7 separate regions of the Mus musculus genome follow, and regions 2, 3, 4, 5, 6 and 7 are each linked to region 1. Evidence: chromatin loops called from intact Hi-C (ENCODE). Cell type or tissue: heart. All regions are shown on one strand. Region 1 has its middle 4.6 kb from the start of Tpd52. Region 2 has its middle 11 kb from the start of Gm46832. Region 3 has its middle 3.5 kb from the start of Gm41997. Region 4 overlaps 4930539M17Rik (RIKEN cDNA 4930539M17 gene). Region 5 holds the start of Zbtb10 (zinc finger and BTB domain containing 10). Region 6 overlaps Zfp704 (zinc finger protein 704). Region 7 overlaps Pag1 (phosphoprotein associated with glycosphingolipid microdomains 1).

What was found. Peaks named below come from ENCODE experiments on the same cell type or tissue, not always from the same donor. Only the 100,000 strongest peaks of a DNase experiment are listed, where the experiment ranks them.
Region 2: it touches region 1 in a loop (5-fold over the local background); 23 of 42 quality-filtered maps call a loop at or near these places.
Region 3: a loop joins it to region 1, with 3 times the contacts of the local background. A loop is called at or near these places in 7 of 42 quality-filtered maps.
Region 4: it touches region 1 in a loop (7-fold over the local background); 41 of 42 quality-filtered maps call a loop at or near these places.
Region 5: it touches region 1 in a loop (2.0-fold over the local background); 10 of 42 quality-filtered maps call a loop at or near these places.
Region 6: a loop joins it to region 1, with 4 times the contacts of the local background. A loop is called at or near these places in 19 of 42 quality-filtered maps.
Region 7: it touches region 1 in a loop (6-fold over the local background); 18 of 42 quality-filtered maps call a loop at or near these places.

The regions. Positions count from the first base shown.
Region 1 is chr3:8,966,717-8,970,716 of GRCm38, reverse strand. It overlaps a transcript of Tpd52 not described here. Among named protein-coding and RNA genes, the nearest start is that of Tpd52, 4.6 kb to the right of the region's middle. In heart, no CTCF peak of the experiment used is centred here; DNase peaks (open chromatin) are centred at 916 and 1,886.
Region 2 is chr3:9,036,730-9,040,729 of GRCm38, reverse strand. No RefSeq gene overlaps it. Among named protein-coding and RNA genes, the nearest start is that of Gm46832, 11 kb to the right of the region's middle. In heart, a CTCF peak has its summit at 2,237 (motif pointing right); a DNase peak (open chromatin) is centred at 2,199; H3K4me3 peaks cover 1,091 bases; H3K27ac peaks cover 1,145 bases.
Region 3 is chr3:9,345,339-9,349,338 of GRCm38, reverse strand. No RefSeq gene overlaps it. Among named protein-coding and RNA genes, the nearest start is that of Gm41997, 3.5 kb to the right of the region's middle. RefSeq lists an enhancer at 1,045-2,584. In heart, no CTCF peak of the experiment used is centred here; DNase peaks (open chromatin) are centred at 1,718 and 2,278; H3K4me3 peaks cover 2,096 bases; H3K27ac peaks cover 1,112 bases; H3K27me3 peaks cover 551 bases.
Region 4 is chr3:9,065,108-9,069,107 of GRCm38, reverse strand. 4930539M17Rik (RIKEN cDNA 4930539M17 gene) reads right to left here. Exons shown (of 3, transcript NR_040597.1): 2 at 3,777-3,983. Among named protein-coding and RNA genes, the nearest start is that of 4930539M17Rik, 5.1 kb to the right of the region's middle. In heart, a CTCF peak has its summit at 1,841 (motif pointing right); no DNase peak of the experiment used is centred here.
Region 5 is chr3:9,248,261-9,252,260 of GRCm38, reverse strand. It overlaps Zbtb10 (zinc finger and BTB domain containing 10), which reads right to left and starts at 1,694. Exons shown (of 6, transcript NM_177660.3): 1 at 181-1,694. The coding sequence starts at 1,131. In heart, a CTCF peak has its summit at 2,469; DNase peaks (open chromatin) are centred at 460, 620, 1,990 and 2,230; H3K4me3 peaks cover 2,891 bases; H3K27ac peaks cover 2,058 bases.
Region 6 is chr3:9,464,445-9,468,444 of GRCm38, reverse strand. The region is part of intron 4 of Zfp704 (zinc finger protein 704); the gene reads left to right. Among named protein-coding and RNA genes, the nearest start is that of C030034L19Rik, 63 kb to the right of the region's middle. In heart, a CTCF peak has its summit at 1,931; no DNase peak of the experiment used is centred here.
Region 7 is chr3:9,703,018-9,707,017 of GRCm38, reverse strand. It overlaps Pag1 (phosphoprotein associated with glycosphingolipid microdomains 1), which reads left to right. Exons shown (of 9, transcript NM_001195031.1): 4 at 729-935; 5 at 2,263-2,314. The coding sequence starts at 805. Among named protein-coding and RNA genes, the nearest start is that of Gm33169, 42 kb to the right of the region's middle. In heart, no CTCF peak of the experiment used is centred here; a DNase peak (open chromatin) is centred at 1,867; H3K27ac peaks cover 828 bases.

The DNA.
Region 1 (4,000 bases):
AACTCCACTTCTCAGGGAGGGCGGCTTCGTCCAGGGCGCCAGGGGCCGGGAATAGCTTTGTAAGTGGCATGGAAGTTTTTCCTAATGACAGTTATGTCTCCTCTCAAGCCTGCCAGTTGGAGGTTTTGGATTTCTGCTGAGCACTCTTTGAAGTCAGCCAATTGGCAACTTTCAGCTCGGCAATCTCTTTATCTCCTGATAATCTCCCCATCAGACCACGGTGCTCTCGATACACCACTAACAGCTTAGACTAGCTCACACCACTAACAGCTTAGACTAGCTCTCACCCCTTTTTTCTAGGCACTTTGTACTTTTATAATTCAAGACTCAGAAATAGTTACAGGAAGGTAGGCAGGTAGATGTTTACATAGCAGTTTGTGAATCATCATTGTCGGAGGAGAACAAACACACGCCATAGCCAAACTCCTTTGGCTACACAGTCCCGTAAGTCCAAGCGTATCTGTGTAGAAGGTGCTGGTGAGACGCAGGCCAGATAGTGTGCCAGCTAACAACAGAAGCGTTTCAGCTCTGGAGTGTCCCCAAGGTTTCTTGCGTTGAATACCGCACGGAGACACCAGGTCATGGAGAGTGTTCCTTTCAAGGGAATCATGGGACCCCAGCGCTCTCTCTCTCTCTCTCTCTCTCTCTCTCTCTCTCTCTCTCTCTCTCTCTCTCCTTCCTGGCTTTCAGCTGTAAGCTGGGCAGCCTGCACGATGAGAGAGTTCACCAAATCTGTGAGCCAAAACTCTTTCCCTCTAGGTCCCTAATATAACAATGGGTCCACGCATCTGTAAGTGAGATTTAGTGCACTCTGATGTTCACACAGACACGACATTACCTAGGACCCAGTGTGCCCACAGTGTGTTCCCTAGCCAAGTGACAAAGGCCTGGGAAGTCAAGGCCTCCTCTCAGATGGCTCATCAGCTACTAGTTGAAGTTGACTCTGGCTGCTTCCTCATTGTGTATGGGTATGTGCACACACACAGTACTCTTATTTTCCGAAGTCATCTGAAAGGAAGTTGCATATGCTAGGCGCCAGATCTCTCAAGACTTCAGTATTTCTCCAGGGGTTGTGGGGGCAGCTGTTCTCTCAGACAACAGTAGTCTGTGGGCACTTCCAATTTTAGATCTGTCTGTCTGTCTGCCTGCCTGCCTGCCTGCCTGCCTGTCTATTTGTCTTTTGTGGTGCTGCATATCAAACTCAGAAACTTATGCAGTTGGCAAGTATCACACCACTGAGCTACATCCCCAGCACTTGTTTTGAGACTGACTCTCAGTGTGAACTTCAGGTTGACTTTGAACTCTGTATCCCGGGCTGCTATGGAATCATGGTCCTTCTGTCTCTGCCTCCAGAATGAAAGCATCGCTCTCAGGCTGGTGCTGCCATACCTGGTCAAAGATGTGGTGTTTTCTTCCTTCATTATAGGACAAATTCTATGATTAAGTGTAATATTTAGTTAGCACTGTTTGGTCTTCTATAATACAGATCATTGTTATAGTCTCTACCTAGCTTTGGCAAGGTTGATGGTTTCTTTGAAGAATGCTGCCCTGAGCTCTCTAAGGGCAGAATTAAATGAATGTCTCTGGCATTGGTTTCCTTCTGGGCAGCCCTGTACTCTCACCTTGAGGTACCTTTCAGGGGCCTGCCATAAAAGGTCCTAACTTTGGACATACGTGGCTCACATATAGAGGGACTATTCCGACCCACTAGGCTGTGCACAAGCAGGGAGACAGAAACTGGATTTTCTTTATAATTCTTTGCCCTACTTGCCTTTCTGCTTGGGAAACTTAAGGTTTCAGGCCCTTAGCACACGCCTCACTCCCTACTCCTCGTAGATTTCTGCACTGTCCTTGGGCGCCCTCTTCAGGTGCTGCTCTGCATGAGCGAGTGTCTGAGGTTGTTCTTTTGGTGGCTGGCTTCCTAAAACAGGTTTGTCAGGACCGGAAAGATGGCTCAGAGGGAAGAGCAATGACTGCTCTTCCGGTGAACCCTGGGCCACCACCCTCTACAACTCCAGTTCAGGGAATCCAGTGCCCTCGTCTGGCCTCTGTGGACACCAGGCATGCATGTGGTGCACAGACATGCATGCAGGCAAAACACTGATACATATGACATAAGAAGAAGTACATCTTTAAGGAAATTGTTTGATTACAAATATATCAAGAGTATTTTCTTGGGGCTGGAGAGTTTGCTCAGTGGTTAAGAGCAGCTGTTTCTGTAAAGGCCCCAGGTTTTGTTCCCAGCACTCCCATGGAGGCTCAACACCTCTTCGGGCACCAGAAATGCATATGTTCACAGATATATACGCAGTGAAACTCTTACACAAATTCACAGAATGTAAAAACTAAAAAGTTATGTTCCGTGGTAAATATGTATTTTTCCCAGTGCCATGTTACTATCTGTGTGTGTTCTGCTGCACACACCTGTTCCTTTTAGCATTTAAGCCATCCACTCAGAAGGCAGTTGTGTTGTTTCTCAGGTATGGTCTAAAATGAGCATCTTCTTAAGTATACTGTTTGTAATAGCGTGTAGATTACGACAAACTGGTAAATGAGTCAGATAAGTATAAAATATAGAGAAAAGATAGGTAAAGTAGAGAGGTAAATCTATAGAGGAAAATCAAGTCTGAGAAAACATCGGACAAGCTGAGGTGGTGCAGGCAGCAATCCAGGCCCTCAGGAGGCCCTGGTAGGATGCTCTGTGTTAGAGGCCAGCCTGTGCAAGATGGTGAAACCTTGTCTCACAACAACAACAACAACAACAACAACAACAACAATCAACCAAGGGCTGGTGACACAGCTCGGTGATAGGGTGTGCAAGCCTGTGGGTTTGATCCATAGCACCCCAAAACCAACCAACACTAAAACTTTGGAAAATCAAGTTGGTTGGAAACCAGTGTCAGTTGTATGATAGTGAGAAAAGAGGCAGTGAGTACCCAGAGCCCTTGACACTGGCTCCAGCCCCAAGAGGAGCATACTCGTTGGGATCACTGTACACGCAGGGCTCGCATTGTGTGGTACCGTTCCTTTCTTTCCCAGTCGGGTCACTGGGCTCTCCCTCTTGGCACGTGGTGGGAAGACGCCCTGGCCCCTCTCATCAGTGTCTAACAGCTTCGGCTCCAGAGAAGGTCCCTGTCTTCTGCTGCTCAGTAAGTGTGTTAGGGATGGTACTGATTGAGGCTCTTCCGGTCAGCTAGCTACCCTTAGGCACACCTGAACAACTCAGTATCTCTGGGCCACATCTGAAACAGGAGATCAAGTGGGGACTCAGGTGGTCTTTTTTCAGAGCTAATGATCTAAGTGGTCAGGAATTCTTCAAGGAAAAGACACAGACAAGGCGGAAGATGGCCACCCTGGGGCCTCAAGAGCACTCCTGGCAGGTCGCAGAAGGGTGTGGCAGAGGACAGCTCTCCATGTACTACTGACTAGAATCCATGTGAGGTCAAAACTGGGAGATTTGGGTGAAAATAATGCCAATTTTGAAGTATTTTCCAGACAGCCCTGTGGAAATACCTTTTGCGCAGGGCCAGCTCTTCCTTGGGCTAGGTAGCTTTCTTAGGGTTTCTATTCCTGCACAAACATCATGACCAAGAAGCAAGTTGGGGAGGAAAGGGTTTATTCGGCTTACACTTCCATACTGCTGTTCAAAATCACCAAGGAAGTCAGGACTCAAGCAGGTCAGGAAGCAGGAGCTGATGCAGAGGCCATGGAGAGATGTTCTTTACTGGCTTGCTTCCCCTGGCTTGCTCAGCCTGCTCTCTGATAGAACCAAGATTACCAGCCCAGAGATGGTCCCACCCACAAGGGGCCTTTCTGCCTTGATCACTAATTGAGAAAATGACTTACAGTTGGATCTCATGGAGGCATCTCCTCAACTGAAGCTCCTTTCTCTGTGATATCCCCAGCTGTGTCAAGTTGACACACAGCCAGCCAGTACAGTAGCCATTCAGGGAATGGAAAGGCCTGCTGTGGCCCCGAGGCTCCCCTGATGCTTGCTTGG
Region 2 (4,000 bases), 70 kb before region 1:
ACATCTATGGCTCCTGATTTCTTTCCTAGGGTTTCTATCTCCAGAGTTGTCTCCCTTTGGGTTTTCTTTATTGTTTCTACTTCCATGTTTAGATCTTGTACAGTTTTGTTCAATTCCATCACCTGTTTGGGTGTGTTTTCCTGTAATTCTTTAAGGGATTTTTGTGTTTCCTCTTTAAGGACTTTTACCTGTTTAGCAGTGTTTTCCTATAATTCTCTAAGAACTTCTACCTGTTTTCTTTAAGGAGTTGTAACTCTTTAGCAGTTTTCTCCTGTATTTCTTTTTTTGTTTTGTTTTGTTTTGGTTTTTCGAGACAGGGTTTCTCTGTATAGCCCTGGCTGCCTGGAACTCACTTTGTAGACCAGGCTGGCCTCGAACTCAGAAATCCGCCTGCCTGTGCCTCCTGAGTGCTGGGATTAAAGGCGTGCGCCACCACGCCCGGCCTCTCCTGTATTTCTTTAAGTGAGTTATTAATGCCCTTCTTAAAGTCCTCTACCAGCATCATGAGATATGATTTTGAATCCAAATCTTGCTTTTCGGGTATGTTGGGGTATCCAGGACTGGCTGAGGTGGGAGTGCTGGGTTCTGATGATGGTGAGCGATCTTAGTTTCTGTTGGTAAGATTCTTACGTTTACCTTTCACCATCTGGTAATCTCTGGTGTTAGTTGTTATAGTTGTCTCTGGCTGGATGGAGCCTGTTCCTCCTGTGATTCTGTTAGCCTCTGTCAGCAGTCCTAGGGGTCCAGCTCTCTCCTGAGTCTCAGTGGTTAGAGTACTCTCTGCAGGCAAGCTCTCCTCTTGCAGGGAAGGTGCACAGAGGTCTGGTGTTCAGACCTGCCTCCTGGCTGAAGATGAAGGCCTGAAACAGGGCCTGTCCCAGAAGATTTGTTGCCTCTGCAGTCTGCATGCTCACCTGCACAGACTGGTCTCCGAGGGACCAGACACAAGATGGCTCTCTCACCTGCTCTGGGAGTCAGAGCCCTCCCAGGAGGCCACCTCTCCTCTGGTGGGGAAGGTGCCCCGATGTCTGGAGCCCGAAATGGGGGTCTGTCCCAGAAACTGTGTTGCTTCTGCAGTCTGCTTGTTTGCCCTCCGCAGTCTGTGAGCTGACCTGTGCAGACTGGTCTACCTATATTAAACTTTCATAATGGTGTAATTTTTAAATTCTTTCTGGTTCTGAATAAAGACAGTATTTTTAAGCTGAAAAAAAAAGTGGGGGCTGGTGAGATGGCTCAGCGGGTAAGAGCACTGACTGCTCTTCTGAAGATCCTGAGTTCAAATCCCAGCAACCACATGGTGGTTCACAACCACCTGTAATGAGATCTGACGCCCTTTCTGGTGTGTCTGAAGACAGCTGCAGAGTACTTATGTATAATAATAAATAAATCTTTGGGCTGGAGCAAGTGGGTCCAGCCAGAGCGAGCAGAGGTCCTAAAATTCAATTCCTAACAACCACATGAAGGCTCACAACCATCTGTACAGCTACAGTGTACTCATAGACATAAAATAAATAAATAAATCTTTTATTTTAAGTGTGTTTTCCTGTGTAAAACTTTGCCCAGAATGAATGAGATTTATATGGGTCTCTTTCATGCTTGTTTGCTTACTCTCTGTCTGTCTCTTCCCTCCCCTCCCCTCCCCACCCCACTTCCTTTCTTTCAGGCAGCATCTTTCCATGTTATCCCAATTGGCCTTGAACTCCAGGCATTTCAGCCTCCCAAATGCCCTGGTTTTGTTTTTGAAACAGGGTCTCAAAAGTTCAGAGATGACTTTGAACTTGTGATATATGAAGGTTATCTGTATGGTTTATCAAATAAACATGGAACGTAAAAGGGGATATTATTAATAATTTGGTCAGGAAAAATAGGCATAAATACCCATGGGACAAGTGGCAGAGGACGTGGGGGGTGGTGGTGGGGTCTCAGGAGACCAGACATGGACCTAAAGAAACTGTAGGACTTCCAGGAGGAAGCTCGGGGCTGGAGCGACGTCCAGAGGCCTAGAAGGACCTAAGAGAAAACACTACCTGTGGCCCAGACATGCTAAGGAAGCTCTAATTCCTAGGGGGGGACAGGACTGGGGGACAGGACTGGGGGACAGGACTGCGGGAGTGAAGCAGCTGCAGGCAGTGGAGGCTGGAGCCTGCGGTAGCAGCACGGACCTAAGGGGCGTGTCCTGTGGGGACAGTGCTGAGGCTGAAAGTAGGGCGAGCTCTTGCAGAGGCACTGGCTGCACAGCAGGGGGCAGGGCTGCCTGGGCCGGCGTCACTTCAGCTGGTGACTCTGTGGCTGGCAGTATGCATGCAGCTCGCAGAAGGTTAAATAGGACAGGCACAAAGGTTTAAAATGAGGTTTGGAAAAGTTCAGAGAGTGGAGGAGTCACACTGAGTGTTCGTAGAAGGCAGAAGAGAAAGCAGGGACGCATTCCGGTGTTTTTGTTCGGTGCTAAAGTGCACCATTAATGAACAGTTTTCAGATGGAGGAGAGCGTCTCTATCACTAGCAGAGGCTGGTGAGCAGAAGTCGAGAGAAAGGGCTTTTCCATGTTTCTGAAGAGTCCCAAAAGAGCGACCTCTGGGACAGAGGGTATCATCACCTAGACTCCCTCACCCAGAGAGACTCCATGGGGATCCATGAAGGAATCTGAAACCTGTCAACAGGGTTTTCAGACAGCTAAGAGCAAATGCTGAATTCTAGCAGTACAGCCACAAGACGCGAAAGGAAAGCTTGCCAACCGCACCGAACTGAACGGACTGTGTGTATCAGGTGTAGAAATCTAAGGAGTTCAGTTAGTCACTGTTGGATGAAGAAGGCTGGCGCCGGAAGGTCGGAAAGGGCGAGACCCGGACTAAGGGAGGGTATCCTATAGGCCGATATCTGAGTGATGACTCGATGTGAAGTGATTGCTATCTGCTCAGGACCAACTTCTCAGCATAGAGGAGATTTATTTGCCCCAGAGGGACAGAGAAAGGGAATAAGAGACAGAAGACATGGGAGAAGGGGAGGGAACAAGGAAGAAAGGGCAGGATATTGGGGGGGGGGATAGCCTCAGGATAGACAGTTTATAAAGGGAAGGGGGAACCCCATATGAGGATGAGATGTTTACTTTTAATGGGCCATGTTAATTAGGTGGTCAAAGGAGGCTTTTGATTGCTGGACTTCAATACTTTGATAGCTGGACCTTGGTAGTCAGCTTCGGGATGAAGGAGTGGCTAAATTGATGGCCTTGGGGACTAGCTTCAGGAATGCAATCAGGTGTGGCCTAGTTAGAGTACATGTGTCACTATAGGTAGGTGTTGAGAAGTCAAAAGTGCAGGCAAGGCCTAGTGTGCCTGCATCCGCCTCTCTCTCTCTCTCTCTCTCTCTCTTTCTCTCTCTCTCTCTCACACACACACACACACGCCTCTCTCTCTCTCTCTCTCTCTCACACACACACACACACACACACACGCCTCTCTCACACACACACACACACACACACACACACACGCACGCACGCACGCACGCACGCACGCACGCGCGCTCTCTCTCTGCTTGCTGCCTGTGGAGGACGTAAAGCTCTTAGCTACCCCTCCATTACTCTGCTTAGCTGCTTACCACCATGATGACCATTGACTAACCTAACCCTCTAAAACTGTAAGCAAACCTCCAATTAAATGCTTTTTAAAATAAGAGTTGCCTTGGTCATGATGTCTCTTCACAGGAATAAAACAGTGACTATCTTGACACAAACTAGGGTTATCGGAAAGGTGGGAACTTCAATTGAGAAAATGCTCTCACAAAACGAAAACAAAAGCACAGAGCCATAATTTGCAGCTGCCTGTTGGTGGCCCACGCCTTTAATCCCAGCACTGGGAGGCAGAGGCAGGTGGAGCTCTTGAGCTCAAGGCCAGCCTTGTGTACAGATCGAGTTCCAGGCCAGTCAGGACTAAACAGAGAAACCCTGTCTTTAGAAAACAAACAAACAAGCAAAAACAGAAAAAAATGCCGCTAACACAAAG
Region 3 (4,000 bases), 380 kb before region 1:
TAGAAGTAAAGCAATATCTATCTCTAAGAGCGGTGACCATTCCTAACTACTGAGCTATGCCTCCAGCCCCTCAACCTGCCTCTTAACATACTGAGGTACAGTGAGCTAAAGACCTTCGCAGAGGCATTCTTAACTAAAGCACCATAAACTCATTCAGGGCTTCAGGCAGCAATAGAACCGAACTGGAAGGTTAGCCAGCAGAATCCTTTTACCATAGTCCCTGATGCACGGTACAGAGCAGCTAAGCTGTCCAGAACCTTTCCAAGCCAGTCCTTAGCACCACTTTCTACCCCACAGGGGTACAGAAGGGGCTCTCAGCTATTTTGTCACAAAATAATCATTTTGATAGAAATGGGTCCTAGAACAGGATTCTTGACAATTGTAGTGGTGGGACTGCTTCCAACACAGATGGAGAAAGCCACCTGAAGCTGCAAAGGCTGAAGAGAGAAGTCCTTTGAATTCTCCTAAGACATAACGAGCTGGTGGCCTCGGGGACCTGGTGGGAACTGGAGGCAGCTGATGGAAGTGCTTCAAGGGGTCCCAGACTTTTATAAGTTTTTCTCCCCGTCATCTTCTTTTGTCTGTTTTGGGTTTGGGGTTTTGTCTGTTTTTGAGACAAAGTCAGTGTAGCTCAGGTTGATCTTGAACATAAGGCCATCTTCCCTTAGCTTCCTGGGGCTTGGATGTCAGTAGAGTTCACACAGCCCAGACCCTTTTTTCTGTCGACTTTCATGGGCTCAGACCACTGGGATTATACCCTGCAGAGCTGTGTGATCTTGGGAAAATTGTCTTAACTCTTGTGACTCAAATTCCTTGCTGATAAAATAAGAAATTTCTCTGTGTCCTCTTACTCCACCACTTAAGTACACATGTTTAAGCTAGTGATTCCAAACCAAACAAATGATAGCTTTCAGCCTGCTCCAGCACATATCCTCAAACAGCTGAGTCAGAGTGCATCAAGACAAGCAATTAGATTAGATCTTTCGTCAAGAACGTTTTTAAAGTCCAAGTTGTCTTCCTCTTAGGTACAGCCTTACAATTTTCCCAAGCAAGGACCTAAATGCAAATGGCAAAGACTTCGGGAATCTTCCTAAGATTTCTTCCAAAGATTTAGGAATCAGACCTAAACAATCAGCTATGGGATGTGGAAGAGCATCAGAGGTATCAGGGGTTTATCAGTACCCAGCCTGATAGGTTTCCTACAGGACCTGGGAGCAAGACGGGAGCTACTGCTTCCTGGTGATTTCTATTCACATTCACACATCTGCACACATAAGCCACTTTAAACAACAGGCTGTGGGGTCCTTACACAAAGACAAGGCCACCGGCTGTCAGGGCACTACACTGAATTGGGGACACAAACCCCATTTTCCTATGTAAATTGGCCTGGGTGCTCTTAAGACCCCCAACAAAAGGGGTCAGTCCTATAAAATAGGGCCATCTGGCCGGCCCCAGTGACACCTCCAAGGGTGGGCGTGAGAGAGTGGTCTTCAAGGGACCAGGAAGGTAGGTTGCACTGGAGAGTGCAGCTGTCACCTTGGTCCCAGGGTCCCGCCCGCCCGCAGAGGCTGGAGGCGATCAGATTATAGGTGGTCTTAAGCCCCAGGGCCTGGGGCGCCTGAAGGTCTCATGGAAGCCTCACACAGTTGGGCAGGGCGGGGCACGCTTTGTTCCTGGACCCCCGAAAGGGTGCGGCGCCTCAGAGTTGGCTAGAGTCACTGCTCTGTTCCTGGGGCCTCAGGGCAGCTAGCGCCAGGCCAGCAGCCTTGGGCGACTCCATAGCAACAGCGTGGGAGAGCCACAAAACCAGAGCTGGAGGGGAGAAGGCCGGAGGGAAACAGGAGAGGGGGCACGAAGCAGGGAGAGGGGACTAGAAAGGATAGTTTGCTGCAGGAGAGAGAGGGGGAAGGGGTTCGGTGACCGGTGGGAGTTAGCAATGAAGAAAGATAGGGTGAAGTAAATAAGGGACCGGCACTGGGAAAGAAGGAAGGGGAGTAGAGGAAAAACAAAAGATGAAGGAGCAGTCAGAGAGTTGGGAAGGAGTGAAGGGGAGAGAGAGGTAGATCAGCGGGGGAGAGGTGGGGAACGTGGAGACGGGGCGTGGGGTGGGGTGGGAAGAGGGGAGCGGAGTCCGCATAGGAGCTGGGAGGGAGGGTGGCTGGAGAGAGGAACAGGGCGCAGTCAGGGCGGTTCTGCACTGGATCCCTGGCCGCAGCTGCTGTCCGCGGAGAGGGGAGGAGCAGGCAACGGCGCGGTGACGCCAGGGACCCTAGTGGGCTCAAGGCGCCAGGGGGCAAGCCCAGGTTCCTTCCACCACCACCTCCCCCGGGGACAGAGTCTCTGTGCAGCTGCACACGCGCTTCCAGACCCAGGGATCCCCAGACTCATGCAGAGCAATCTCCCTAGGATGAGGACACCCGGTTACCGCCCACAGCAGGCAGAGCGGAGAGGGTGGGCGCTCCCCATCCGGAGGGCCCAGGTCGTTTCCCCGAAATATTTATTTCACCAGAGAATATTTTTCCATTACAAAACTATTAAGCGATGTGGGCTTTTGTTTATGAGTTTATCTCCTACCCCATTCCCCCCAAACATGGGACCTGGTATAGAGAACATATTACTAATGTTAACCTTGGAGTCAGAAAAACGGTTTTCTAATTTTCAGCGTAAATTTTTTAGAAAAAGCCAGTCCTAGAGGTGTCATCGTTTTTAAGTCTGACCTGCTAAGCGCTAGTTTACACACACAGTCCTAAATTAGCGAGACGGGACTGACCCTGCTTTAAGTTTTCTACGAAAACGGACCACGATTACACTCTGACAGCATTTTTGCGCTTACATGCACGGTGGTACTGTATGTGTGATTGTGTGTGGTGGGAGGGGGAGGGAGCAAACAAACTAATTTCGGACACACCGGTATTTCAAAAGAAATCTCACAGATAAGTGCTGTGTGTTTTATTTTAAAACCATCATAAGACATAAAGGAAAAACAAATAAACTTCTGGACGTTCTCAGCTAACATGGCCTATGGGAAAATGAAAATAAACCTAATTGAAAAAACAGCGCTAGCCATAAATAGGATTTGCTTTCAAGCAGAGAACGTGGTTGGAAAAAAAACCAAACCAAAACAAAAAAGCAAACCACCAATCAAATCCGTGCCCTAAAGAACAGGTTCTGTGGATGCAGCCAAGACTTTCGCTTTGCTGTTTGTTCTGAAAATGCAGAAACACAACTCTGGTTTTCAGGTATTACCCCAAAGAGCTTTAGTTTCTCCTGCCAAGTTAGTCACCTACCCCAAGCCGCAGGCAAGCTCCTGTGTGGGTTTGTGGTAGCCCATCTAGTTTCAACATTGTTTTTGACCGAAAAGAAAAGATGAAACACGTAAACGAACTTACAATTCTATTTACAGAACTCTAAACTGCATGTGGGACTCGCAGGCTGAGTCCCAAAGAGTGGATGTGTGACATTTTCTGACAAAAGCCATCTTAAGTAATTTGTGGGCATCAGTTTACAATCCTTTACATTTAGAAGGCAGAAATTGATATTATCCCATTTTGTAAATGAGAAAATTGAAGTTTACAGAGGGTTCAAAGAAAGCCTGTCCAGGTTCACAGATCCACGCAGCACCAAATGGCAGAGGCAGGACAGACCTGACAGAGACCTTTCTGTCACTGGCCAGCCCTGCTGGGCTCCTTGACTACCACTGTGAAGAAAGAAAGAAATGGGGCTTTCTTTGCATTTAGAGGGACACCACATGAAGCCCCAATGGACATACCTACAAGGTAATCGGGTTTCTCCATTCTGCCCAGTTGCTAGATTGGATTAGAAAGACACTGACATCCAGTGAGCTGCGGAGGTGACTCCGTGGGTAAAGGCACCTGCTGTGGGAGAGACCACCTTCTCCAAACTTGTTTTCTGACCCTCTCCCTGCCCATTCACATACACCAGGCACACACACAGTAGTAATAATTAACTTCAAAAGAAAGATATAAACTGAAAAATAACT
Region 4 (4,000 bases), 98 kb before region 1:
TGTGAAAATTCAGAGATGAGAAAGGATTAGATACTGAATTACAAAATGAAGACAAAGAATGCAAATGAAAATACATGTAGTAAAACTAGATGAAGGAGGAGTGAAAATATTTAAATACAATAGGAAAATCTCAAAGTTTTTTTTTAATTTTGATAGGCTTTCATATAGTTTAGACTGACTTCAAGCTTGCTTTGTAGCTGAGGCTGTATTTGAACTCCCAACCCTCCTTTCTCCAAATCCCAAGTGATTACAGGAATTACCACCTTACCCAGCTTAGAAAAGGACACTTTAGCCGGCCGTGGTGGCGCACACCTTTAATCCCAGCACTTGGGAGGCAGAGGCAGGCAGATTTCTGAGTTCGAGGTCTACAAAGTGAGTTCCAGGACAGCCAGGGCTATACATAGAAACCCTGTCTCAAAAACAAAGAAAAAGAAAGAAAGAAAGAAAGAAAGAAAGAAAGAAAGAAAGAAAGAGAGAGAGAGAGAGAGAGAGTGAGAGAGAGAGAGAGAGTGAGAGAGAGAGAGAGTGAGAGAGAGAGAGAGAGAGAGAGAGAGGGAGGGAGAGAGAGAAAGAAGAGAAGAGAAGAGAAGAGAAGAGAAGAGAAGAGAAGAGAAGAGAAGAAAAGGATACTTTTAAAGAAGGAAATAGGAAATGTCAAGTAGGCACAGGAACACGGAAAATAAAAACCTATCAAACAAACAATTGTAGTTAAGAAAAGGGCAGAGCCAGGTGTGGTGGCTCACAGCAGTGACACTGTGCTTGGAATTAGAGGCAGGAGCTTCAAGACCATTGTCAGTTACACAGTAAGTCCAAGGCCAGTCTGACAATTTGAGATGCTAACTCAAAATAGCAAAAATCAAACAAGGAAACAAAACAGACATCGGGCAGTTTCGAGGGGACAAATCACAAAAGCAAAAATTGCATATTGAGACTTAAAGGACAGCTCGGCTGCCTCACAAGCTCAAAGAGCAGAGTTCAAACCCCAGAACCCGACGTAGAAAAATGGCGGGCATAGTGAGATTATGAACCCAGTGCTGGGGAGGTGGACACAGGACGATCCTTCGAGCCTAGCTAAACTGGTGTGCTTCAGCCAATGAAAGATCTATCTCAAAGGAAAATGGTGAGATTTCGGAAGAATAACGTGTTCTCTCTCTCTCTCCCTCTCCCTCTCCCTCCCCCTCCCCCTCCCCTCCCCCTCTCAAATTAGAAATAAAGAAATTTTTTTTTCAGAAATAAACCCAGGGCTGGAAGTGTGGCCCAGCGGGAATGCCAGTGCTTGCATGCGTGGGCTCTGTGCTTAGTTTCCAGCTCCAGAGCCAATCATTCACTTATATGCCCTGCAAGCACCTTCCGCTGTACTGACTTGCCTCCCGGTTTATCTTTTCCCTGTATGCCTGCTCTCTTCCTTACAGCAAGTGACAATATCCTGGATTTGTCTCTCATCTTTTCTCTCATCTTTGTTACCCATTTGAAGCCTCCTCTAACCCTCCGTATCAATGTTACTGACATTCTCTCTCACAGTGAAACCCTGATGGAAAGAAAGGGGACGAGACCCAGAAGGAAACAAACATCTCCAAAGACCAATGGCAGTGGATAGTGGTTTTGTTTGTGGTAGGGCCTGACTATGCAGCCCAGGTTTGCTTTGAACTTAGGATCCTCCTGCCTAAACCTCCTTAGTGATGGGATTACTGCCTCAACCAAGACATCTAGCTTAAGACTCCATTTTTCCTGACTCTGAATCTCAGGGCCAGCGACAGAGCACAGAAGAGACCTGTCAAACGTGGCCTCTTTCTCGCGCGCGGTAAAGAGCCAGGCAACCTAGAAGGAGGTTTCTGAGACTTTGCCGGCAGGGGGCGATGCGGCGCCACCAGTTTCCAGGGAGCGCCTGGAAGGCAGACATTGAAAAAGGAGTTCCTACGCATTAAATATTGGAAGAAGTGGAGGGCTACAGGCAGGAGGCTTGATATTACAAACAATTACCTGGGGCAGGATTGGTTAGACTCTACAAAGGTTAGGACATAGTTAATAACCACATTTTTAAAATGCAGCTGTAAAGAAAAATGAAATCATGATACAGAAAAATCGATGTAAGCAGAAATCCTTATGTTAAGCAAGAGCAAGCCAGACTCAGAAAGAATGTGCGTTTTCTGAAACACAGAACAGAAATTTAAAATTATGTGTGTGTACATATATGTATGTGCCATCTATGTTTGTTTGCAAGCCATTAAACTAGAGAGGGGAAGCAGAGAGGAGAGGCTGAGCCCATAAAGGCAAGCAACTGAGAGATGAAGAAAGGATAACGGATATATGTAAAGAGAAAGCGAGGCTTCGGCTGGCTGAGGGAAGAACGGAACCAATGGTGGAGAGAGGGGAAAATAAGAACAGACCATGGTATCTATGAGTGAAGATATCATGGTGAACCCCGGTATTTTGTATGTTTACCTAAACAACAATAACAGCAATGGTTGTCTCTGACACTGGCCAACTTGGCGCTGTATGGTGCTGACTGGTAGCAGCCTGCTTGAGACTCAAATCATACTCTCCTTTAGCGGCAGCCTTTAGCAGCAGCCCCCCTTCCCCTCCCAGGATAGCACAGCCCGGGAATTCAGAGATGCCATTTGCATGTGATGGCCTAGTATTACAGATGAAGCTGGCCCATAAATGACACCACAGTTCACCACAGAATCCCTTCCAGAGCTTTCCAGAACATTTCTGAAAGCAATACAGAGAAAGAGCTTTCATTTTCTTTTTTTTCTTTTCTTTCTTTCTTTTTTGTTTTGTGTTTGTTTATTTGTTTGTTTGTTTCGAGACAGGGTTTCTCTGTGTAGCTCTGGCTGTCCTGGAACTCACTCTGTAGACCAGGCTGGCTTCGAACTCAGAAATTCGCCTGCCTCCCAAGTGCTGGGATTAAAGGCATTCGCCACCATGCCCGGCTGAGCTTTCATTTTCTAATTGCCTTTTGCAGTGATATTTTTGGTGCTGTGCCCTTTAAGGGAGCAGTGCCCAGGTCTTGGGAATTGTTTCCTGAAGTGGCAACCTGCTGAGCCTCTGAGTCCCTGTTTGTAAATGCCAGCTGCCTGCCAGATGTAGCACGCTATCTTAGACATACAAAGTATTGCATTATTTATGTTATGTATTTTACTGATTATGTCACATTTTAGGCTAACATATCTGCCATGCATACTAACTGCATCTCTTACTTCAAGTATAAGGATGCTCTTCCCTGGTAAGCCTCTCTCACTTTGAACCTCAGCACCAGAGATGTACATGTGCATCTAAAGTCTGACAGTGAATTCTTTTCCTTCCCTGCTAACGCCAAAGCTAAGCTGAGAAACGTGTGTCTCTGCACTCCGTTCCAGCTGGTGCTACCAGCATCCCTGAAGCCAGAGGATCAATGTGGCTGTGGAGACCTGGAGACAGGAGGTGATGGCCAGCCCGAGGAAGTCGATGGGGGAGGGGAGGGGAGAAGAGGAAAAAGAAAAAGAAGAAGAGGAGGAGGAAAAGGAGGAGGAGGAGAAAAATAAAGAGAAAGCGAAAAGGAAAAAGAAGAAGAAAGCAAACAAAACAAAGCCTATTGTGCTTGTGTTAGAACTCCATCATGGTAGAGGGTGGAGATTCAGGGAGAGACCCTGCGTTAAGGGAACGCCCCGGCGAGTGAGGAGACCGGACACCAGACATCCCCTCTATGCTTTCGTGCTCACAGTGCACCCACACCACACACCAAACAACAAACAAATACATTTAAGTCTAAAGTAAAACACGGGTTGAGGGTGTACCTTAGTGTTAGGTAGGCTGCTTGCCTACCATGAGTGAAGCCCTGGGTTCAATTCTCAGAGCTGCCAGAAGAAACCGGGTCGCAGCGTTAGCAGAGCAGAGAAGGGCTGTCATGTGGAGCCTTGATTTTTCCAAATGACAAGAAGCACCATGCGGTGGGCATCACGAGGGGCTGGGCTGTCTCCTCTGGCCTCAGGGTGAAGAGCAGACTGCGGAGGAGGAGAGG
Region 5 (4,000 bases), 280 kb before region 1:
TTTCCAGGCTTTCTAAACCCCTACGCATAAGCTCTCGCGAACCTCTCTCGATCGGAACGAAGTGAGTCTTCCCCCGGAGGATCTTAATTTCCCCCCTTCTTTACTTTAGTTTTAGTCTTCCCCACTGATAAACCTTTCCCAAAAGATGTGGTCGAAAAGCAAAGGCAGGATCTACGGTACCTGGGCGTTGGCTTCGTGGAGTTTGTGTTCGGTGGAGACGTGGTGCCTTAGGAGCAGGGTTTTCTTGTAGTTGCGGGTCCCTCGCGAAAGCTCATCATGCCCCACCTGGGTAAGGTCCACGCCGCCCCCATCCTCGGGGATCTTTTGGCACCATCCGCAGAACATAAGGCCGGTATCCTTGGAGTACCGCAGCCAAGGGAAGTCCTTGAGCCAAGAGGTCTGGAAGGAGCACTGGAGCTTCTGCAAGAGGGACTTGGGCCTCGCGAGCGGGAAGTGCTGGACAGTCTCTCCTTCGCCAGCTCCCACACCGCTGCCCTCCGCTTCGTCCCCACCATCGCCGCCCGACCGCCTGCTGCTGCTGCAGCTGCCGCCTTCCGCCCCACTGCCATCGCCCGGGCTCGCCCCCTCCTCCTCGGTGCTGTAGCTCAGGGACGCCCCGTCCTGCATCCACTCCTTCCCCTCCAGCGCGTCCAGCTCCGGATCCACGGCCGCCGGCCCTCGCCCATTGAAATGCCTGAGGGGCCACGCCGAGGTCTCCGGGCGGCCGCGGCTGCTGCCATTGTTGCCGAGACCCCCGCCGCCTCCCCCGCGGAAGGCCAGAGTCCGACGGTTCCTTTCCGCTAGCAGGGGGCCCCCCGCGCCGCCGCCCAGCAAGGAGGGGCCGCCCGTGTCCTGAGGGAGCAGCAGCAACTCCTTGACGTCCTCGGCGGCGGCCGCGCCGGCGGCGGCCTCCGAGTCCTGGGGCTCCAGGCCCTCCAATTCCATTTCCTCGTCGGCCCCGCGCCCATTCGGCTGCTGCGGCGCGGGCGGCGCGGGCAGTCGCGGTTGCGGCTGCGGAGGCCAAGAAGAGGCCTCCCCGCCAGCGTTATTGTTCGTGGGGCCGCCGCCGCCGGTGACCAACCCGCCTCCTCGGAACGCCAGCGTCCTGCGGTTCATCTCACTGAACGACATGGCGCGCGCCGCGGTCACCGCCGCCGCCGCCGCCGCCCGGTGCCTCGGCTCGCGCCCGGGCTCCGGCCGCGTCCCGCGCGCTCGCCGCGGCTCCCCCAACGCTTCGCCCCCGCCCCCGCCCCCGGCGCTGCGCTGCGCCGCTCTGCGCTGCGCTCCCGCCGGCCCGGCCTCACCCTCCCGCCGGCTCGCGCTCGCTCCCGGGCCGCCGCACGCGTCTACTGCCGCCGCCGTCCCAGCCGCGTCCTCTCCACCCGCGCCCCGCCGCGCTCCGGGCAGCGTCCCGCGCGGAGCGGTGGGCGGGCAGCGGAGCGGCGAGCCGGGCGCGTGCGGCCTTCGAAGTTGAGGAGGAGTGCGGTTGCCCCTCCGCTGCCCCGCTTCAGCGCTGCGCGCACACACCGGCCCGCCAACAGATCTCCGTCCTCGGGGGGAGTCGTGTCGCCGCCGCCGGCTGCCGAGGCGCGGACGCGAGAGGCGCGCTAAGCCGCCAGGCTCCGCCACATAGCGAGCCGACAATAAAGCCGGCGGAGCGTTTCCGTCCGACCAGGCCCTGGCGGAGGTCGAATGGCAAATGAACAACGGACCGTGCGCCCACAATGCACCGGGGTAGCAGTAACCGCTGGAGGGGGAGAGGGTGGGGGCCGGCCGGGGGAGGGGGCGGGCTGGGCCGGGCTGGGCTGGGCCGGGGGCGCCCGGGGACCGGGAAAGGGGCCGGCCGCTCGGGCCCGCGGGCGGGGGTGCGGCCACGGGAAGGAAGCGGGCGGGGCACGGGCTGGGGTCTCGGGGCGGGGCCGGCTCGGCCAGGACAAACAGCTGGCGGGTGTCAGGGGCCGGCTCGCCGCGGCGCGCCCGTGCGCACGGTCCCCGGCTCTCGCCACGACTTCACCTGGGACTCCAGGAGTAAGTGCGGTGGGAGCGCGCCCGGCCCTGTCATCTGCCGGGGGAGGGGTGGGTGGCCGTGCCCGAGGAAGTGAACTTATTTTGTTCCTGCACAAAAGACTGGACCAGGCGGTGCCTCCCTCGCGAGGACACCTCCTTGGGCTCCTTGTGTACGCCGGGCAGCACCTCTGGCCCCGGGCGACGATCGTTTCGCAGAAAATGCACCGCCCCGAGTGTCTTATTGCTGTGATGAAATGGAAATTTAAATAAAAGGTCGAACACGTGCGTTCAGTGGGAAGTATTGACATGGGTGTTACATCACCAGCAGCCAATCAGATATCTCCAGTCGTGTTTATACTTCTACAACCACCTTGTGAGTATTACAGTATGTCATAGCGTTATAAATATTAGGCAGGGTTTTCCCCATGAACGGGGAGGAGTCAGCTGCTGCGGGCGCCGCGTGCGGCCGCGAAGGGAGTGCAGCTCCGAAGACAGGGTGTGTAGATGAGAATTAATTTTTAGGATTTTGAGAAAAGCTCTTGGCATCGCGTATGGAATTTAGAGTGATTACATCGGTCTAAGCTGGAAATGAACCTCCCTAAGTTATATTAGTTTACTTTTTTGTTTTTGTTTTTCAGAAAGAGGCCTTGCCAATTAAGAACCCTTAAACTCACCCTCCCCATTAACTATGCTCTATTTGGAAAACATTAGCACGTTTACACTCATTAATTCACAAAGTGAGGTCGATTTATCTGTTATTTATTGGGAGCGATTTTTGAAACAGGGTCAAGGCCAGCCTAGTCTACATTTTAGGTCAGCCAGGGATACACACAAAGATCCTGCCTCAGTATCTCGAGTTCTGGTATTACAGGTGTGAACCACCATGTTGCACAAGCTTAATTTAAAAATTCGTATGTTTGAGCCTATTTCAGGCTTTCTTTCCTGTTTTTTTTCCCCCTGCCTTTCTTAATTTTTTGTTTTGTTTTGTTTTGTTTTTGTTTTTCGAGTCAGGGTTTCTCTGTGTAGCCCTGGCTGTCTTGGAACTCACTCTGTAGACCAGGCTGGCCTCGAACTCAGAAATCCACCTGCCTCTGCCTCCCAAGTGCTGGGATTAAAGGCGTGTGCCACCACACCCGGCTAATTTTCTTTCTTTCTTTCTTTCTTTCTTTCTTTCTTTCTTTCTTTCTTTCTTTCTTTCTTTCTTTCTTTTTTTTTTTTTAAGACTATGTAGCCCTAGCTGTCCTGGAACTCACTAGGCAAGAGTGGCTTTGAACCCACAGACATCCACCCACCTGGAGTTTCCCTTTTGGGGTGGGAGTGGAGTGAAGAGAGCAGTTGATAAATGGTGGTCTCTCATCTTTCAAGTTTTAAAATTCAGATTGATGGCTGTTGTGTCTGAGGACTCAAGAGTTAAGTTCCCAGAGCCTGTGTATGGCGACTGCCTGTGTAAGTGTATGGAGGCTCAGAGCCTGTAATAGCAGCAACAGGGGATTTGCTCAGGTACCAGGCACACATGGTGCACAGACAGACATACCTGCAGGAACAATGCCCATGCACACAAGTTTTTAAAGCACATTTTCTCAGTGTTATAAATTAATATTTGCTAACACTTTTTTTTGAGACAGCATTATTATGTAGCCTGCTGGCCTTGAACTCTCCAGCCTGGGTCTGTCACCATGCCCAACTTACCTCAATGGAACTTTTGATTTGTTTATACAGGTCTCACTCTATGTCCCTGGTTGTCCTAGAAAGCACTGTATAGATGAGGCTACCTGTAATTCACAGCAATCCTGCCTTAGTCCAGGCTAGGATTAAAGGTGAGAGCCCCATGCCCAGTTTCCTTAACACTTCTGATTGAACTAAGCCCAAGACGAGTGTTGAGCTGTGTCGATTTAGATTTTTCAAAGCCACTTTGACTTAATTCGCCTTAATTTTGGTACCTGGTGTAATGAAGTTTTGTATATGAAATAAAATTGATGAATTCTAAAGTGAG
Region 6 (4,000 bases), 500 kb before region 1:
TCGGCAATCGTGAGGGATGAGAACTGACTACCAAGGGAAAAGATATAAACCTAAGAAATAACTAATTTGTCTGGGCAGACAGTCTGTTTTTGTTGATGGAGCTTCCTAATTTCTTACCTGTTCTTTTAGATCCTTACTGTCCATTTGAAATCAACAGTCATTTGCAGGGGAGGTTGTTATCTAGTGGAGGTTGTTTGAGAACCTTCTACTTCCAGATTGACTGGGAGGCTGTGAGTCACTGTAATGAGAGGTGAGCGGGAGTGAGGATCCGCTGAAGGTGTGGGGTCAGCACTGCCCTCTGTTGGGGTTTTTATCTCAACAGTGTGCTGACACGTGAGTGGGTCCTGTACTGTGGCCTGTCACTCAGAACGTTTGGAAGCACCTAGACCATGTCAAATGATCCCCAGTCCATCCCCTCAGCCACTGCTCTGGGACCCTAAGAAAGCCAGCTTGACCCTCGAGATGGCACCTTTTTGTAAACCTGGTAATGCACCCTCACACCTTGAGGGACAGTTGTGAAGTTATTAAATGTGATTCCACGTACGAGAGCATGCACTCTTTTAACAGACATCCATTCCCTAGACTGTAAACACAGCGAGAGAAGTGTTCACTGCACGTAGGTATGGGTCATGATTGCGGACACCCTCCGCTCTGTCTGACCTGCTAACACTCGAATAAGGAAGTTCAAAGTGTGAAGTGCTATGCACAGACACGTATTATCTGATGAGCACTGCATTTACACGTTTTGTCACAGTTTATCAGATGTGTATACATGCAGCTTTTCATTTCATTGGACCCACAGTTTTCGGTAGAGCCTGATTCCCACTTTGCAGAAGCAAGTGATTAAATTTGTACGGCTTGCCCAAGGTTGTTTATATTGTGACAGAAAAACAGTGAGCTGAGCATAAATAATAGAGGCTGCTTGTGAGCAAGATGAGTAAAAGAATCCACAGAGGAGAATGGCAGCCTAGTCTATGGGCCGGTGGGAGCTGAGGCACAAGAGGGACACTACTCCTTCCTCAGCCACAGCGGTGAAATGTGAGAGAGGCACCAAGCTGTCCTGGCTCTGCACGTCACTTGGCCAGCTTTGGGAGGGCAGAATCTAGCAGACTTTTTTCCTCTGGTTTCTTTCTTTCTTTTTCTTTATTAGATATTTTCTTTATATACATTTCAAATGCTATTCCGAAAGTTCCCTACCCCTACCCCTGCCCTGCTCCCCTACCCACCCACTCCCACTTCTTGGCCCTGTCGTTCCCCTGTACTGGGGCATATAAAGTTTGCAAGACCAAGGGGCCTCTCTTTCCAGTGATGGCCGACTAGGCCATTTTCTGATACATATGCAGCTAGAGTCAAGAGCTCCGGGGGTTACTGGTTAGTTCATATTGTTGTTCCACCTATAGGGTTGCAGACCCCTTCAGCTCCTTGGGTGCTTTCTCTAGCTTCTCCATTGGGGGCCCTGTGTTCCATATTATAGATGACTGTGAGCATCCACTTCTATATTTGCCAGGTACTGGCATACGAGACAGCTATATCAGGGTCCCTTCCTCAAAATCTTTCTGGCATATGCAATAGTGTGTGGGGTTTGGTGGCTGATTATGGGATAGATCCCCGGATGGGGTAGTCTCTGGATAGTCCATCCTTTTGTCTTAGCTCCAAACTTTAGTGAGGTAACCCAATCACAAAGGAAGTCATTAGATATGCACTCACTGATAAGTGGATATTAGCCCAGAAACATAGAACACCCAAGATACAATTTGCAAAACACAAGAAAATCAAGAAGAGGGAAGACCAATAGGTGGATACTTCATTCCTCCTTAGAATAGGGAACAAAATACCCATGAAAGGAGTTTCCTCTGGTTTCAAATAGATTGTTTCCGAACTACTATGGAATGTGACTGGGACTCTGAGAAGATGCAGTTCCTGTCATGACCACGAGGTGATGCAATGACCCAAAGTATGGGCACTATGGTACTCTCCAGAGAAAACCAATTCTGTAGAAGGGTAAAAGTTAACTACCAATTCCACAAGACCTTCTGGAAAGTCAGATTCCTGGTTCTGTCATATCTAGGTGTGATGTTCTGTGTATTCTGAAGTTGGGGTGTGTCACTGCTGTGCTGTGTGTGCTGTGCTGTGTGTGCTTTCGCCCTTGGATGCTGAGTGGGTTGGGAGCTTAGGAACCCTAGGCATAGAGACAAGATGCCATGGGCCTGATCCTGTATTGATAGATCAGTGCTGAATGGCTCACGGTGACTGTGAACCCCTCAGTCACCCAGTGCACTTTTGGGGTTAATGTGAGAAAACTCGCTGCAATGTTGTGAGTTTGGGTAGCTCTGGCAGAAATTGGGAATACACAGGAAACCTGACTCAGGAGTCTGTCTACTGGACCAGCAACAGTACCCCAGAGGCGCTTATAAACCTGGTTTTCATCACTTTCCCTTGGTTCGTAGGTGTGGTGACCATGGACAGTTTTACTGGGGGTTGGTTGGAGGGGAGCTTGAATCAAAACAGGAAGCTGTAAGCTAACACAGGAGTTTCGGTAGCTGTGTGGTCTTCAACCACGAGTTAAGCATTTGCTGCACTCTGCATTTTTTATCTTTGGGCTTATACTTATCCCCCAAAACACACAGATCTACAAAACTCATAAGTATGATGTGTTGTTTTAAACAAAATCCCAATTGTTCAATTTTACCAATGAAAACTTGGGAGCCAGATGCTGCAGATGCTGGAGTTAAAGCCTGCTAGCTCAGACAGGCAGAGAAAGCACCAACTGACCTTCCTCCTTAGTGGACCTCCCAAAACCGAATGTCCCTCCCTTCTACTTCCTGTGCATCTGCCTATCAGGTCCTCCTGACTCCCTCTTACTATGTCTTTTTGTTAATAATCACATATTCGCTCCCTGTCAAATGCCTCTTGACCTATGGTTGATTTTACTTAAATCTTGTTTACAGTATTCAAGCAAAAAGTTCCTGGATTAAAAGTGTGTGTTAGGGCTGAGCTACACCACAACTGGAAATAAGTTTTTCCAATAAATAACACAATCTCGGGGTCCACAGTGTGGTTACATATCCTGCAACAGTGGTGCCCACCTGCATCGTGAACTCTACAGCGTTCATTCCGAATCTGCTTCTCAGGAGCAGGAAGGTCTCCCAAGGGAGTGCTGTGCAGAAGCGGTCCCAATGAGGATAGTGCGTGAGCACACCAACCCCAAAGGTACACTGGGTGATGGAGAGGCTCACCACCCTGAGCCACTCGGCACTGACGGATCAATACGTATCAGGATGGAGGCAAGTGTTCTCTTGTTTCCATACCTAGGGTTCCCTAGCCCCCCACCTGCCCAGCATCCAAGGCACAGCACAGCACAGCAAGCATTAGCAGCATTCATGGCTCTTCCATCTTTTCATCCGTGTGTGTTTCTCTGGAATGACACATCATCAGGAAGAGCAGCAAGCAGTTAACCAGGAGAGGAAGAGCACAGATCAGAGCCCTGGGCTCCCAGAGTCCAGGGTGGGCCAGCCATGTGGTCCCTAGGTTGAGGGTGCTGGAGCACCGAGGAACTCAGACAGCATCTACAGTCGTCCTAACCATCCAATCTCACCTAGGAGTCAACAGGACAAAATGCACTTCTAGAATCCATGGATTAAGAAAATAATTGACTAGGGATTCTTATTAACTCAGGAACCCTCAGGCCACACGTTTACCTCTATAGTAAATTCCTATCACTGCAGTGCCGGCCATGGTGGGACTGGCTGAGGGGAAGTGGAAGGATGCAGGGTTCGTACAAGGTCCTAAGTTCTGGCAACAGGAATGAATGCTCACTCGCATTGCCAGTAGAAATGCAAAATGTGGTATAACTACTTTGAAAACTAGTTTGGCAATTTCCTACAAGTTAAATATGTGCTAAGCATACGACCCAGGAACTCTACTGTTGCATCTGTATTTACCTAAGAGAAAAGAAAATGCGTGTCCACAAAAAGACTCCTAGACAAAGGTTCATTGCCGC
Region 7 (4,000 bases), 740 kb before region 1:
TAAAGATGCTCACCACCACGCCTGACAGCCTCCACAGTTGTCCCATGGGGCACATACATATGTATGCGCGCGCACACACAAACGCCTATATAAATAAAAATGAATTTAAAATTGAAAGTTAGGAATTACGTACGCACATACACATGTGTAGCAAACATTTCATACTGCCTTGGCTAAGGCGTATTAACGCAAACAAGCATATTTTGCTTGCTTTGGGGTGCTGGAAGTCTTTATTGACTCCTCATACTAAGATGATAAACTACCCACTGCTTTGGATGCTCTGCTACACACTGGTGCATCCCCAGTCAAATCCCATGTGAGGAAATCAAACATCACAGCACAGACTTGAAGAGAGCCAGCCAGGTTCCAGGCACGCCTACCTTCTGTGAACATCGCCCTGGCGGCTGTGAGGCCTTGCTCCTGACAGGGAGGCTCTGTGTTTCTTATGTGAAGTGCTGCTAGAGACCTTTCAGATTCTGAAATAGAGGTAGCTAACCTGGAGAGAAGACACAGGTGTGAGCGTGGCATTCCTGTGGCTGTCGGAGTCTCCTCGTACACAACCGTAATTTTACATGGTTTCAGCACACATGCATTTCAAGCTTCTGACAGCACCACAGCAGCACTCAGCAATCAGGTCAGGGTTCTTTCTGGTTTGGGATCTTGATATCGGGACTGCTCAGCCTTTCCCGGGAAGGGATTCTGAACGTGTAGTGTCGTTCTCTCTGCAGGAGGATGAAGCCTTCTAGACCCATGTGATCTCCTATGAAGAACTGACCCCACCTGCTGGTCACCCCAGCTCCCACCATGGGCCCTGCAGGAAGCGTACTGAGCAGTGGGCAGATGCAGATGCAGATGGTCCTGTGGGGAAGTCTGGCTGCCGTGGCCATGTTCTTCCTCATCACCTTCCTCGTCCTCCTGTGTTCCACTTGCGACAGGTTAGAACAAACATGCATGTTCTAGAGCCTAAACCTGCTGTTTTCCCTGTGTCCCACGGAGCCTCTTTATTAAGAGCCTCCCTGGCCCACATTCATGGGTTGGTCACAAAGGGCATTCTTCATTCGTCAATTGAAAATGCTTATTGATCTTCCTGGAGGGCAAAGCAAAGAGCCCTTCCTATCTAAATGTCTGGAATGAATTCTGCAATTCTTTGAGCACAGTCTTTGTGTGCTGTCTTTGGCCATGGGCATACTGAAATCTAAGTGTGAGGTACTACATCCTGTTGCCACAGTGGGAAGTCACTGAGGGTGCTCACTATTGCGTGGCCTGGAGAGCTCACATATTAGTAAAACTGTGTGTGATAAACTGCCCTTTAGGAAGACATAGGCTTGTATTTCCTACAAGAGAGGCTCACTGAAAATGGAAGCCTTTTTTCTCTTTTTTTCAGCATTATACTTGTCTCCCTTGGCTCAGGGAGAAGTGAAGTTCTTTGTAACCAAGACGGATGCCCAGAACTGTCAGAGATGATGCAGGGTGCAGCCTTCTGGTCTAGCTGGGAGCCAGTGGGAACCAGCTTAGCCAGCTCCATACTCAACTCTCTCGATTTGGATCCCATTCTAAAATCTGTCAAAAAGAGAAACCCATGCCCTCTGGCCTCTGCAGCCTCTCCTAGTCCCTGCCAAGCAAGGACTCAGGTCTTGAAGGACAGGACAAGCCTAGAGACACTAGACTTGGCTCCCCAAAACTTCAAGAATCTGCTACTGTAATGACTCACTCTCCCGCTAGGTGTCACCCTCTTCTCGCCACAGATAGAAATGTGGTCTTTACAACCAATGGCTTTCTTTAGCCTGTTCTGTGTAAAACACATTCTGTTTTTACTAGGCAGACTTTTCCGTAGACTGGAAGTACCTATGACTCATCCTGAGAGAATGTCACCTCCCTGATGTGCCAAAGTAGTATCTCCCATATTTTCTCTCATCCCTTACGGCACGTGACTTCACAGACTCTTAAGGGAGAAGATGAGGTCATTGTTAGGATTTGCTAAAGAATAAAGGCAGTGTCTGTCATCTGAGTGTTCCAGGCACAGACAGATCCTGCTTGCAGCCCGCTGTCTCCCGTAGTGAACTTGACCCTCTGGGAAGGGGTGTGCCAGAAGCGGGCTCAGCCTTTGCTGTAGGTCAGGACTTTTTCTGATCTAGTTTTATTAACCTGGTTAATAAAACCAGAGAGGCGGAGCTGATAAATGTTAGGCTAGGGAAGTATGGTGTCCACTTCACTTTAAGGGACACATTTGACATCAGAATGGTATTTTCTTCTCCCTTTCAGAGAGAAGAAGCCACGGCAGCATAGCGGGGACCATGAGAACCTGATGAATGTGGTAAGCCTCGGTGTGGCTGTCTGTCTGTCCGAGTACACCTCTCCAGGCATGGCGCTACTGGCTTTCGACACAACTGAAGCTGGCATGGGGACGTAAATGGATATTAGCTGTGGCTTTCTGTATACTGTATGTACGGCTGGGAGCCTGGCTTGACCAGTGTTCAGGGTAGCTTCTGCAGAGATGTCTTCATGCCCCTCCTGGTCTGGGAGGGCTGTCACAAGGAACAACTAGACAATTCATCTAAGATTTCTTGTCTCTCTGCTCTGGAGAGCAGAGTCCAGCATTCAGTGTTGTCACACGAGCCCCTTCCAGAGCTAGATCTGTTCCCAAACTCAGCTCCTTAGTGCACACCCACCTAGTCCTTGCTGTCACCTTCCCTCTCTGAATGTATGTCTTGAAGCCAAGATAGCAACTGTACCTCTCTGACTTCAGTCCTAACTAGTGCCATCTGAAATAGCCCTGCTTTCAGATGAGGTTAGGCTGTGGCACTAGGGACTGAGATTTTGGCATGCATTTGGGTGGCGCTGCAGCCATTCATCGGGGCCTGGAGCCCACAGCATAGCTTGGCCTTGGTGCGTTATCGGATCGTCAGCATTTGATGGGATCCTGAGAGACCCAGCAGTCTCAAGGAGAGAGCTGTCCACCTGGGTGGTGACCTTTTGTTGTGCCCTTAAGTGGCAGCAGCCTCAGCAGCTGTGTCTGCAGGGCTGGGTTGAGCTCCCGCTGGGCCCCAGGGCAGGTCTAGGAGAGAGGGCGCTTCCTGCTCCCAGCCAGGAAGCACATATGCATTTAAACTCTGGGGGGCCTGGGCTGTTTGCACCCAGCAAGCATGTTCAGAGCACATGCGTGAGGTACCAGGCTGCCTGAACCCCCACTTCCCAGTGTGCCTGTAGCCCAAGCAGACAGGAAGCTCCTCCTGGACCCCAGCCAGGGCTCTCTTCCTTTGTCTGAGACCACCCATCACAGCCACCCCGGACCTCAGCATCTCTCCTGCCCTGACTGATGTTCTCCTGCTATTTTCACCTCTTATCTTGTCTCACTCCTTGTTCCCAGTGTCTCTATGCTCCCCAGTGCTTGCACAGGGTAGGGGAGGAATGGGGGGTGGACAGATAGGCCCTGTCTTTCTTCAGAGCCCACCTTCCTCAGTCAGGTGGACAGGAGGTTGTGGCTGAACTCAACTCGAGCCTCACTTCCTCCTAGTGCTCTCAGGAATGGCGAGACCTGGCAGCTCAACCTGAGTACTGTATGAAGCCAGTGTTCAGGGGTGGGACCAAGCTTTGCCGGTCACTCTGATATGGGCATCCACATGAACGCCGGTCATTCTCGATCTTTCATCCCCGTTATTCTGCCTGAGGACAGCAGCCTTTGCGGGCAGGGAGAGTGCCGCCTCTTCATTCTCTTCCCCACATAGGATCTCCTCCACACACCTCCAGGACAGACTGTATCCACAGGATGCCTGCTGACAGTGCCAGTGAGGCCTGCACACAGCTGCCCACTGAGCTCCTGACTTCCCTAGACCACTCCCAGTTTGCTGACTTGTTTCTCATGGGGGCTAAGATGGGAAAGAGCAGTTCAGACAGAGATTATAGAAGCTTGGCAGTGGCGTGCTATGCAGGAAGCCTTCCCTTGGTCCCCCTCTCTGTCCCCTAAGGACACTGTTTCTCCAATATGAGCATCTCAGGGTCC